Linked DNA regions of Homo sapiens: region 1 is linked to region 2. A link is a contact called in ENCODE POLR2A ChIA-PET data. All regions are on one chromosome and are shown on one strand. The core of a region is the stretch at or near the end of the contact, and the rest is flanking DNA. Distances in the headings are between cores, read along the strand shown.

What was found. ChIA-PET counts read pairs that join two places held with the same protein, here RNA polymerase II (POLR2A).
Region 1: POLR2A ChIA-PET joins it to region 2 with 21 read pairs in activated CD8-positive, alpha-beta memory T cell. The contact joins two enhancer-like sites. POLR2A ChIA-PET finds 5 or more read pairs at or near these places in 3 of 52 experiments (H1, activated CD8-positive, alpha-beta memory T cell and activated T-cell).

Annotation. Positions count from the first base shown.
Region 1 is chr12:8,888,419-8,894,917 of GRCh38, forward strand. No RefSeq gene overlaps it. Among named protein-coding and RNA genes, the nearest start is that of PHC1, 23 kb to the right of the region's middle. Within about 2 kb of position 2,338, at least 4 of the 41 ENCODE cell types and tissues checked have a DNase peak (open chromatin) inside an H3K27ac peak, as active enhancers do.
Region 2 is chr12:8,707,607-8,714,085 of GRCh38, forward strand. It overlaps RIMKLB (ribosomal modification protein rimK like family member B), which reads left to right. Exons shown (of 6, transcript NM_001297776.2): 2 at 6,205-6,435. The coding sequence starts at 6,261. Among named protein-coding and RNA genes, the nearest start is that of RIMKLB, 13 kb to the left of the region's middle. Within about 2 kb of position 2,050, at least 11 of the 41 ENCODE cell types and tissues checked have a DNase peak (open chromatin) inside an H3K27ac peak, as active enhancers do.

The DNA.
Region 1 (6,499 bases), core at 1,088-3,587, 180 kb after region 2:
GAGACGGAGTCTTGCTCTGTTGCCCAGGTTGGAGTGCAGTGGTGTAATCTCGGCTCACTGCAATCTCCGCCTCCGGGGTTCAAGCAATTATCCTGCCTCAGCCTCTCTAGTAGTTGGGATTACAGGTGCGTGCCACCACACCCAGTTAATTTTTGTATTTTTAGCAGAGAGGGGGTTTCACTACATTGGCCAGGCTGGTCTCAAACTCCTGACCTCAAGTGATCCTCCCGCCTTGCCTTCCAAAATGCTGGGATTACAGGCATGAGCCACTGCACCTGGCCAAAAAATATTACACATAATAAAAAGTAAAAACTAGAAGCACATTTTCTAATGACATGAATGTGGTTGGGATTTTTTTCAATTATCCAATAATATATTAGTGCATACATTCACAGATGATTATTGCTTATTTCTTTTTTTCTTTTTTTGACATGGAGTCTCACTCTGTCCCCCAGGCTGGAGTGCAGTGGCACAATCTCAGCTCACTGCCACCTCCACCTCCTGGGTTCAAGTGATTCTCCTGCCTCTGCCTCCTGAGTAGCTGGGACTACAGGCGCCTGCCACCACGCCTGGCTAATTTTTGTATTTTTAATAGAGATGGGGTTTCACCATGTTGGCCAGGCTGGTCTCGAACTCCTGACCTCAAGTGATCTGCCCACCAAAGTGCCGGGATTACAGGTGTGGGCCACCATGCCTGGCCCATAATTTGCTTATTTCTAGAATGAGACAAGAATCAAGATTAATTGTATTCCAATTTTTAATTTCTTCAGGTATATTATTTGAGAAATCTCACTCATATAAATAAGAGTAGAAGGCATTTAGCTTTAGCAATGCCAGTGAATTTTGTGAACTCTTTCAAGTTATATACCAAAACCTTATAATAATCTTTCATCAAAAACTGATTTATCAGCACTCAACTTGATTAGATGCTCCTTTAATTTGGTTGAAAGAATTATAAATCTTGACTTCCAAAAAGATTTTTCATGAAAGTACTTTATCTACACAAAGTGACAATATTTCAAATTATCTTTGGTGGTCAAGAGGGGGTATGTGTGTGTGTGTGTGTATGTGTGTGCCCTAGAACAGCATACCATGGAAGGAATGAGAGTTGCAGTAACCTTTTGTAAAGTGAGCAGGGAGAGGGGAAAGAAGATGCTTTGACACGTAGAGAACATTCTTGGTGAAGTGTCAAGATGGAGACTGCATCTGGAAGTCAAAATCTGGAAATTTCAGCCCTGTCCATGTTGGAAAGGCTTTGTACACCCCAGAGATACATGTACTCCAGTTTGAAAATTGCTGATGTAGTGTGTATCTAGTGTCAATCAGCCTGTGTTCAAATAACAGCTCTACATCTTGCTAGCTGAATGACTTTGGGCAATTTATTTAGCCTAACTATACCTCAGTTTCCTCCTTGGTAAAATGGGAGTGATAATACCTCAAAGAGTGGTAGTGAAGATAAAATTATCTACGTAAAGTACTTAAAACTGATAGGGAGGAAGGGAGGGATTGCAAATTAGCACAAGAAAGCTTTGGGGGTGATATGTTCCATTATCTTGATTATGGTGATAGTTTCATGGTTGAATACATGTTAATATTCATCAGATTGTACACTAAATATGTGCTGTTATTGTATACCAATTTTACCTTAGGAATGCTGTATTAAACCTGGGCACAGTGGCTCACGCCTGTAATCCCAGCACTTTGGGAGGCTGATGCAGGTGGATCACTTTGAGCTCAGGAGTTCGAGACCAGTCTGGCCAACATGATGAAACCCCATCTCTACTAAAAATATAAAAATTAGCCTGGAGTGGTGGTGCACACCTGTAATCTCAGCTACTTGGGAGGCAGGAGATTTGCTTGAACCTGGGAGGCGGGGGTTGCAGTGAGCTGAGATCACGCCACTGCACTCCAGCCTAGGTAAAAAAGCAAGACTCCGTCTCAAAAAAAAAAAAAAAAGAAAAGAAAAAAAGAAGAATGCTGTTTTAAAATCTTTCATTTTTTATTTTTAAAAAATAGGGACAGGGTTTCACCGTGTTGCCCAGGCTTTTCTCAAACTCCTAGACTTAAGCTGTCCACTGGCTGCAGCCTTCCAAAGTCCTCGGATTACAGGCTTGAGACTCTGTGCCCGGCCTGTTTTAAAAATCTTAATTGGCATTTAATATATATTCAATAAATATTAGCTATTATTGTGAAGAGAGATTCTGGACCTTTCTTGCCAGGAGGTAAAATTTCCACTCTCAATGTAGGCCCCTGTTGTTTCACTGGGACCTTTCTCCCCTCTCTACAGCTTTCCCCTTCCCCAGCCCCAGGAAAGGTGGAGGCGCCACCTTCTGGTCAGAAAGGAGATTACACAATGGTGTCCTGCTTTTAAACTTTTTGTTTTGTTTTAGCATTTATTTTCGAATAGACAATACACGCCCACGTAAAAATTCAAAGGTCCTAAGAGACACCTTCCACATTTCTTCTCTCAGTTCCCTCCTCGGATGTAACCTATACTATTACTTTTGCCAAATGTCAGCGCCCTGAAATACACCACCCGAAATCTCACAGATAGGCAAAGCTGGAGTTTATTCATGTCTTAGCAAGGGAGCACACCGCCTTGCGGAAACTTGAGCAGCATCTGGGAGGGGAGGGCAAAGGGAGGATATTTATGAGGTTCTAGGTTGGATTAAGGTGGGTCTTTCAGTGAAGGGCTCTGATTAAGTTTGGGTACGGATCATGATTTAGCAAGGTGAGGGCTTAAAAAAGTTTTGGAGCATGAATAATCATTTGATAACTGTACTGGAAAGCTAAGCAATTTAAAATACGTTGTCTGGATATTCCTGAAATGAACAATAACATTATTTAAAAGTTTTATTTTAAAAAGTTTTTTCAGTTAAAAAAAATTAAAGGCATAAGTATGATACAAAGGACTTTGGGGACTTGGGCGGAAAGGGTGGGAAGGGAGAGAGGAATAAAAAACTACAAATTGGGTTCAGTGTATACTGCTCGGGTGATGGGTGCACCAAAATCTCACAAATCACCACTAAAGAACTTACTCATGTAACCAAATACCACCTGTGCCCCAATAACCTATGGAAATAAAAAGTTTTTAAAAATTTCATTTTGTGAGTGCAGAGTAGGTATATGGGATACATGAGATGTTTTGATACAGGCGTGTGATGTGTAATAATCACATCCGGGTAAATGGGATATCTATGACCTCAAGCATTTATCCTTTGTGTTACAAACAATACAATTAGGCCAGGTACAGTGGCTCACGCCTGTAATCCCAGGACTTTTGGGAGGCTGAAGTGGGTAGATCACTTGAGGTCAGGAGTTGGAGACCAGCCTGGCCAACATGGCAAAACCCCATCTCTGCTGAACATACAAAAAGTAGGCGGGCGTGGTGGCGGGCGCCTGTAATTCCAGCTACTCAGGAGGCTGAGGCAGGAGAATTGCTTGAACCTGGGAGGCAGAGGTTGCAGTGAGCCAAGACTGAGCCACTGCACTCCAGCCTGGGTGACAGAGTGAGACTCTGTTTCAAGAAAAAATAATAATACAATTGTACTTTTAGTTATTTTAAAATGCACACTAAATTATTATTGATTAGAGTCACTCTGTTGTGCTATCAAATACTACATTTTATTCATTCTATTTTTTTGTACCCATTACCCATTCCCATTACAGCTTTTATTTTTGGGGCAAGGGCTTCCTGAAATACTAAAGTCTTGTTGGTAAAGACAGTAGAATAGCAAAGTCAAGCTAATGTAGGCAGTAAAGTGTGTGGGTGGGGCTTGGCTAATTCTCAGTTTCTGGTATATCTTTTCAGAGATATTCTGTGCTTATTCAACTATACATGTATAAATTTCTTTTATTATTATTTTTATCTTTTTATTTTTTTTTGAGACAGAGTCTTGCTCTGTCACCCAGGCTGGAGTGCAGTGGCACGATCTCGGCTCAGTGCAACCTCCGCCTCCCAGGTTCAAGTGATTCTTCTATCTCAGCCTCCCAAGTAGTTGGGATTATAGGCTCCCACCACCAAGCCCAGACAACTTTTTTGTATTTTTAGTAGAGACAGGGTTTCACCATGTTGGCCAGGCTGGTCTCACACTCCTGACCTCAAGTGATCCTCCCCTCTCGGCCTCCCAAAGTGCTGGGATTACAGGTGTGAGCCACCGTGCCCAGCCTATACATGTATAAATTTAAGAAATGTGATATTTTCCCCTTTACCAGTTGTTGCAGAAATCCAGAAACTGAGTATGAGATATTCCTTAAATAATGGCGATCCAACAGCGTTTGCTCTGTGGTGATATGTGATGTACTTTCCCAAAGTACGTATATTTACGTATTTTGTGTTGAATGGAATTACCGTTTGAGGTATTCTAGTGTTTTCCCTCTCAGCAATTTATCTAACAGATTATGGTTTTGGCAAAATCTGTGGGGCACATTTTCTTATTCCTGGTTTCCTCTTTTCCATCACAAAGCAGAGTACAGGGCTGAGTGGCAGGGGACAGAAATAATTATTCCATAAGCACTGAAATCTGAAGGCCAGCAGAGGGGCCTTCATTAAGTGCGAATCTGTTGGGCACCCACTGAGTAGTGAACAGGATGAATGTGACAACCACACTCCCTGCCCTTCCCAGGCTTGCAGCTTAGTGAGGGAGAGCAACACTGCCTGCCCTTCATTAGGGGGATGAATGTGACAAAGCACAGTCAGGTTGTGGGAACCTAACCTAATCTTTGGGCTGAATTAAGAATTCCCAGAAGTGACACTCAAGTTGCAAGATGAAGAATAAGCAGGAATGAGACAGGTGAGGGGTGCGGTGTGGGAGGATTGTTCTTGTAAGGGGAGATAGCCTATGCCTTCTCTGGAACCGAGATTACTTTTCTCCGTGTTTCTGGTTTCTGTGTTCCGCCATTTGTTCTGTACATCTTGTGGTCTGCTTTCCAGATTTTTTTTTTTTTTTTTTTTTTTGAGACGGAGTCTCACTCTGTCCCCCAGTCTGGGGTGCAGGGGCGCAATATCGGCTCACTGCAAGCTCCGCCTCCTGGGTTCACGCCATTCTCCTGCCTCAGCCTCCCAAGTAGCTGGGACTACAGTCACCCGCCACCACGCCCGGCTAATTTTTTGTATTTTTAGTAGAGATGGGGTTTCACCGTGGTCTCGATCTCCTGACCTCATGATCCGCCCGCCTCGGCCTCCCAAAGTGCTGGGATTACAAGCGTGAGCCACTGCGCCCAGCTTTCCAGATATTTTGAATAGGAATGTACACATAGACTTTCCAAGTGAGGAAGTCACCATCCTAAATGCATAAGAATCCATCCTATGACTAAAGTCCCTCATCAGCGAGAGCCTCTCATGTTAGTGGTCCTAGGGAGACAAGACCCTGTACCTTTTTTAGTTCTCAGGAGATGGAGTGAAGACTATTTTCTGCACTCTTGATAAAGTTCAAGAAATGCCCATCATTGGCAGAAAATAGAATTAGAATTTCTTAGAATTGGAAATGTCTTTAGAAATCATGCAATCAGGTCTCTTCAACTGAAAAATGAGGAAAATAAGACCCAAAGTGCAGAATTCCTTTCTAAAAATTTTAATTATTTTAAAATTATTATTACTTTATTTATTTATTTATTTATTGAGATGGAGTTTCACTCTTGTTGCCCAGGCTGGAGTACAATGGTGTGATCTCAGCTCATCAGCTCACTGCAACCTCCACCTCCCGGGTTCAGGAGATTCTCCTGCCTCAGCCTCCTGAGTAGCTGGGATTACAGGCGCACACCACCACGCCCAGCTAATTTTTTTGTATTTTTAGTAGAGACAGGGTTCCACCATGTTAGCCAGGATGGTCTCGATCTCCTGACCTCCTGATCCGCCTGCCTCGGCCTCCCAAAGTGCTGGGATTACAGGCGTGAGCCACTGTGCCCAGCTTATGATGTCAAATTTTAGATGTCAACTTAAAAATATATCAGGGGCACATTTAAAGTATTTTATTTTGATATACACTTTAATATTAAAAAATTAATTTTGCAAATGGTGATTCTCTGAATTCTCATGTTAACTCTTAAAATTTTATTTCCTTTAGGGGAAATACATTACAAACCACAAAGCTTCATCTTAAAACATAGAGATGCTATAGAAATGGATGACATTTACTTAGCTCTCTCTCTTTCCCATTGTGACCACAAAAATGTCAACAAATAGACAAGAGACCTACACAAATGTCTATGCTAAGCAGCAGATTTATCACTCACAGCCACAATTTCTAACTCTGGCTTTCCTTGCTGGGAAGTTTTTTGTTGTTTTGGGTTTTTTAGATTACTTTAGAAAACCATTTATTAAAGGAAGAGTGTTTAAACATTAATTTAGGTTAATATAAAGAGTGTAGCCACTCCCTAGATCTAGAAATAGATTGCCAGCAACCCAGAGCTCATACGTACCAATTCCCAATCAAACCCCCTTCCCAGCCCCCAGAGGAAACTACTACATTGACATTAAAAGTAATAACTTCTTTGCTTT
Region 2 (6,479 bases), core at 800-3,299:
CTCCAGAGGTTAGGGGATGAGACGGAAGGTTCCAACCCTCTAATCATGCCTTGGTCTTTCTGGTGACCAGCCTCCATACTAAAGCTGCCTAGGGGCTGCCAGCCATCAGTCAATTATTAGCATACAGAAAGACATCATTTTGGAGATTCTTATGATTTTAGGAGTTGTATGCCAGGAAACAGGGTTGAAGACCAAGTATATATTTTGTAATATCACACTTTTAAGAGACACAAATTTGTTATTTTTCTCCACAAACCTGATTCAACTCCCGTGATTCCTATCCAAGAGGGGATAGTGTTGAAAACAAGTCTTTAGTATTATTATTTTTTATCCTATGTACAGTCTTTCCCGAAGCAAGCCTGTATTAACTGACAAATGGAATAAATGCTATTAAAATTCTATCGTATGTTACAATAGAATTCTATACAGATTCCACTGTGTGTTACAGTAGAGTTCTATACAGATTCCACTGTGTGTTACAATAGAGTTCTATACAGATTCCATTATGTGTTACAGTAGAGTTCTATACAGATTCTATTGTGTGTTAGAGTTTTATACATATTCTATTTTATATTAGTGTATTTTTTTCCTTTAGCTTTATTTTTCTTCAGTATTTGGGATTTTGAGCTCATATGTTAATGGATTTTCTTAGTAAGAGGTACCTTAATATCTTCAGATGGTAGATTGTGATTTTTTGCTTTTTCTGTACTAGAATAAATACCTTTGGGAAGGGTCCTCACAAGAAAGATGAGAGGGAGAGAAATGACTTTCATTTTAACTTTTTTTCTTTTATTCTGTGATGTAATAGAAATCTTTTATGCTCTCATTTGTCCTCTGTACAGAATAGGTTGACACATCCTTTTGGAAGCTTTAAATATTTGTAATGTATTTTGAGATTTTGACTCTAAACATTGAACTTTTCCTTTGTTTATTAAGGAAATTTGATCCAGTAAGAAACAACACTAAGTTTTAGATCCCAGGATGTTGACTTGAAAAACTTTTAAAGTAGAAAAATTATTCCTCGGGTTGGTCTAATAAGGGAACTAAAAGTTGGGAGAAACAAAGTGGTACTTTCTAAACTATTACCTTAGAAAAAATTTAGGAAATCTTAAGCAGTGAAACAAATGTCTGCTTATTTCCTATTTCAGAAGATGAATGAAGCACTTTAAGATTCCCATATACTCAGTTTTGCCTGAGTATTCCAAGATGCAGTGCTGTTTTTTATTGGTATGCTGATCCAGAAGTTTGTGTGGGAAAACTCTCAAAAATAAACTCTCTTTGTAGAATTTCTCTTTATTTCAAAAAAGGTACTTTTGTCAGTAGTATTTATTCAGCATCTGATATTTATACATTGTTTTTCTTGATGCACTGGAGGAAATAAAGAGAGGATGGGATTGGTTGACCTGAGCTTACATTCTAAGAGAGGAAATACTATACGGTACTCATCTATACTATATGTGGACATTTGCAATTGCTGCGTTTATGTTTCGCTACTGGAGAATATTTTCTTACAGTTATCTTATTGGGTAACCAAGTTTACTCCTTTAAACTACTAGGAAAAAAGTTTGCCATTTTATTTTATAGAGGACTCTACTGTCTTTTAAAATAGTGAATATTGTCTGAATTTTAAGATTCTGGATCATTAGCAGGACTGTCATTTTATTGGTGCACTTTTGAGCTCCTGTACTATTTAGATTTACTGGAATCCTTTTGACTTGTCAGCATTTCTGTTTTTTCCTGTTTTTCTTTTTTCTTTATGTTAGCAGATGGGAAAAATAGAAAAGTAGATGTTTTGAAATTCTGTTAAGAGGAAACAGCTGTGCCCAAGGCTAGGAGAGAACCATTGAGGGGCAGAAGCAGGCAGGCACGCCTGGAGCCTCTACCTTTGGGATTGAAGTCTTCACCCAACACTTCTGGCATCTCAGATGTGAATCCAGTTGGAGCACCCCTAAGAAGGCAAGCAGCTGTTGCTGCAGCAGCCCTTGGGGAGGCCCCATCGCTTGGGCACCGAGGAAGGCTAGCCGCATGTCCTCCTGTGGGAATGGCAGTGTACCACTGGACAGGTTTCACTTTCCCTGGTTTCACTTTCTGTGGTTTCAGTTACGCCCTGACACAGTACAACAGGATATTTTGAGAGTGGGAGAGACACCGCATTCATATAACTTTTATCATAGTATATTGTTATAATTGTTCTATTTTATTGCTAACATCTTACTGTGCCTAATATGCAAATTATCATAGATATGTATGTTTAGGAAAAAACATAGTATATGTACTATCTGCAGTTTCAGGCATCCACTGGGGGTCTTGGAATTATCCCTTGTGGATATGGAGGGACTACTGTACCTGGTAATCAGAGATTTAATGTAGAAAAATGTGGTTTTTGTTTTGTTTTGTTTTGAGATGGAGTCTTGCTGTTTTCCAGGCTGGAGTCCAGTGGCATCATCTGGGGTCACTGCAGTTTCGACTTCCCAGATTCAAGTGATTCTCCTGCCTCCGCCACCTGAGTAGCTGGGTTTACAAGCATGCACCAACACACCCGGCTATTTTTTTTTTTTGTATTTTTAGTAGAGATGGAGTCTTAATCATGTCAGCCAGGCTGGTCTTGAACTCCTGACCTCAAGTGATCTGCCCACCTCAGCCTCCCAAAATGAACTACCGCTCCCCGCCAGTTTTGTTTGTTTGTTTGTTTGTTTCCTTCTTTTTTTTTTTTTTTTTTTTGATGGAGTTTCGCTCTGTCACCCAGGCTGGAGAGCAGTGGCACGATCTCCACTCACTACAACCTCCGCCTCCTGGGTTCAAGCGATTATCCTGCCTCAGCCTCCCGAGTAGCTGGGATTACAGGCATGTACTGCCACACCTGGCTCATTTTTGTATTTTTAGTAAAGACAGGGTTTTGCCATATTGGCCAGGCTGGTCTCAAACTCCTGACCAAGTGATCCGCCCACCTTGGCCTTCCAAAGTTCTGGGATTACAGGCAGGAGCCATCATGCCTGGCCTAGAAAAACATGTTGACTGAAGGCTTTGTGGCTCTTCAGAGGGGAATATTATTTTCTGATTTCAGAATCATCGGGAACACTGTTGTAGCCCATGTAATTTCTGACTACTGATGTATCAGCAGCGGAACATTTCTGCTTCCCAATTGCTAGTGACTATAACATTCCATCCTGACTGCTATTGGGGCAGCAACTGCCACACTCAGGTGAAGACCCACTGTGCAATGAAATTAATCATTGATTGGCAAGGCATGGTGGCTCACAGCCATAACCCCAGCACTTTGGGAGGCCAAAGTGGGAGGATTGGTTGAGGCCAGGAGTTTGAGATCAGTCTGGGCAACGTAGTGAGACCACATCTTTACCAAAAAAAAAAAAAAAAAAAAAAAATTAGAGACCGGGCCTGTTGGCTCACGCCTATAATTCCATCATTTTGGGCAACATGGCAAAACCCCATATCTACTAAAAAGAGAAAAGTACGAAAATTAGCTGGGCATGGTGGTGGGCATCTGTAATCCCAGCTACTCAGGAGGCTGAGGCAGGAGAATTGCTTGAACCCAGGAGACAGAAGTTGCAGTGAGCCAAGGTTGCGCCACTGCACTCCAGCCTGGGTGGCAGAGCAAGACTCCATCTCAAGGAAAAAAAAAAAATTAGCCTGATGTGATTTGCTCCTGTCATCTCAGCTACTTGGGAGGCAGAGGAGACAGGTGGATCACTTAGGCCGAGGAGTTTGAGGCTGCAATGGGCTATGATTGCACCACTGCACTCCAGCCTGGGTGACTGAAACCATGTCTCAGAAAGAAAAAAAAAATCATCTGCAAACGGATGAGTTTCAAGAGCCGAGTGTCAGGCCAAGGCACGGACATAGCTTCAGAGTGTTGGAAGTCAGTGACAGAGTCTTTTAATCACTACTGATTACAAACTTTTTTTTTTTATTATTATAAGTTTTAGGGTACATGTGCACAATGTGCAGGTTAGTTACATATGTATACATGTGACATGCTGGTGCGCTGCACCCACTAACTCATCATCTAGCATTAGGTATATCTCCCAATGCTATCCCTCCCCCCTCCCCCAAACATTTTAAGGGCATTTTTACAATTCCTTCATCAAGGGGAGCTGGGGATATTCTACGTCAGGTATTCTGGCGTGACTTTTTCTTTTGTGGAGCTTTGCTTTCTGAGACCTTCCCAAGTGGCCTGGAAGGCACTGTGTGGCTATAACTTTTTTCTAATGAGCATAGTATGTCTTTGGGTACAGCGTCTGGTCAGGGACACACTGTGGCCTTCCCTATGATTGTCCGCAGGGAAGAGACCGAAATGCAACCCATAAAAAAAGTCGTTCCATCAGGTTGAATTGACAGTGCAGGTTTGCACTGTACCTTTCCCATACTGTGGTTAAAATGGAAATCTCTTTTCAAGAAAAGTTTCATAGGAGAAAAAGTTTATCAGAAACACTCTGTTTAAGGAGGAGGGAGGATAAGGTTTACTGCCTGTAATATGCATGGAATATCCTGCTGTAGGGAAGCCATAGTGTTTATATATTTTTCATTTTAATGAGCCTGGTCCTTATCTTCTTTTTTGTGCGCGTGAGACGGAATTTCTCTCTTGTTGCCCAGGCTGGAGTGCAATAGCGTGATCTCGGCTCACTGCAACCTTTCCGCCTTCTGGAAGAAATTAGCTAGGTATGGTGGCACATGCTACTTGGGAGGCTGAGGCAGGATAATCACTTGAACCCGGGAAGCGGAGGTTCCAGCAAGCCTAGATCACACCATTGCCCTCCAGCCTGGGTGACAAGAGTGAAACTCTATCTCAAAATAAATAAATAAATAAAAATAAAAAGTTATTAAATATTCAGAACTGCTAACCCTAGAGCATCCGACATTAAGTTAGCATAGTTCCTTCCTAGCATGTGTGTAAGCTGAGTTACTACCATAATCCAGTTTAGATACCCTGCTTGTTTAACAGAGACTTAGGCCTTTGAGGCAGTGGATTGTGGGGTAGTAGGTGGGTCAAGAGAGAGGTAGGTGGTCAAGTGTGGCAGACATGGCATTTCAAGGTGCTTGGGAATGTGTGCTGTTGGCTCTGATGGGGCCTCTGCCCAGCAATGCTCTGGTTTCAAACCGTGTGCACTGTGGAGCAGGCCCTTCTTGCTGGTACCTGGGAGGGTGGACCATGTCCAGCTGCCACTATTCAGGAAGCTGCTGGTCTGTACAGCCTTTCCTTCCTGTAGTTTTTGCCCAGGACCTTTCCTTTTGTGTTAGATGTGCCATGTTATCTGGAATAATACTTGAATGATACTTGACATTTTGTTTTTTTGGTAAACATTAAAAAAAATCGTTTTGTTGCTTGTTCTGAAACTTGTAACTTTTTTGCTTCTCAGGAAGGTGATTTTTTAATGTTGCATTGTTCATGATACAAACTCAGAGAAGCAACACCATCTGGAAAAAAAGTCCTTTTTTGCATTTTAGTAAACAAGCTGCATTTATTTTTAAAAATTCTATTTATAGGAAGAATAAAAACATTGAGTAAGAGCGTGCTGTCCTCTGACTGGAATAAATGAAATTTAGTGAATAGACCTGGACATTTATTTTGGTTATTGAGAGCCCTTTTGCTCATTCTCCAATTATTTATTTTCACTAAAGCTACTGTGTAAATGACTTCATCATTGAAGCTTACCTAGTAAGATAAGTGCTACTACCTATTTTTTTTTTCTACATACCTATAACAAAACCAGGGAAGAAAATTGAATGTAAAATTAACCACAGATACAAAAATATACTTAAGCGGGGTTTCTAGTGATGGGAAAGATGGAAATATATTGATTGGCATTTCATTTCATATCAAGAACAGAATGTTGAGGGAGGAGATAAAACAAAAAGTCAGTGATCAGATTAAAGTATATTCCTAGACAATATATAATATTGGGAAGGGTATTTAAACTTTCTGCTAAGTGACGAGCTACAGTTATTAAGTTGCAGTGCCAGTTTCCCCAAGGAAAAATGGAGAAATCATATTTCTGAAGAGGTGGTCAGTTTCCATATTACTAGTGTATAAAAATTTTAGTTTGAATGAAAAGGAAACAATATCTCTACACGTGTTTTTTCCTGTTTATATAATTAGTATATAATCACGGCATTTATTTGTATGAAATCCAGAAATCAAGTAGATTTCTTGATTTACCTTTTATGTATATTTTTTCTTCCATCTAGGTAGACGTTACATCCAAGAGGAAATAATCCAGGCAAGGAAGCACAAGCTGATCAAGATGTGTAGTTCTGTGGCTGCCAAGTTGTGGTTTTTGACAGATCGTCGCATCAGGGAAGACTATCCTCAAAAAGAGATTTTACGAGCATTGAAGGCCAAATGTTGTGAGGAGGAACTGGACTTTAGGGCTGTGGTGATGGATGAGGTGGTGCTGACAATCGAGCAAGGAAACCTGGGTAAGTCTGTATACTAAGTGATCTTTTGGATTTTTACCTAGAAT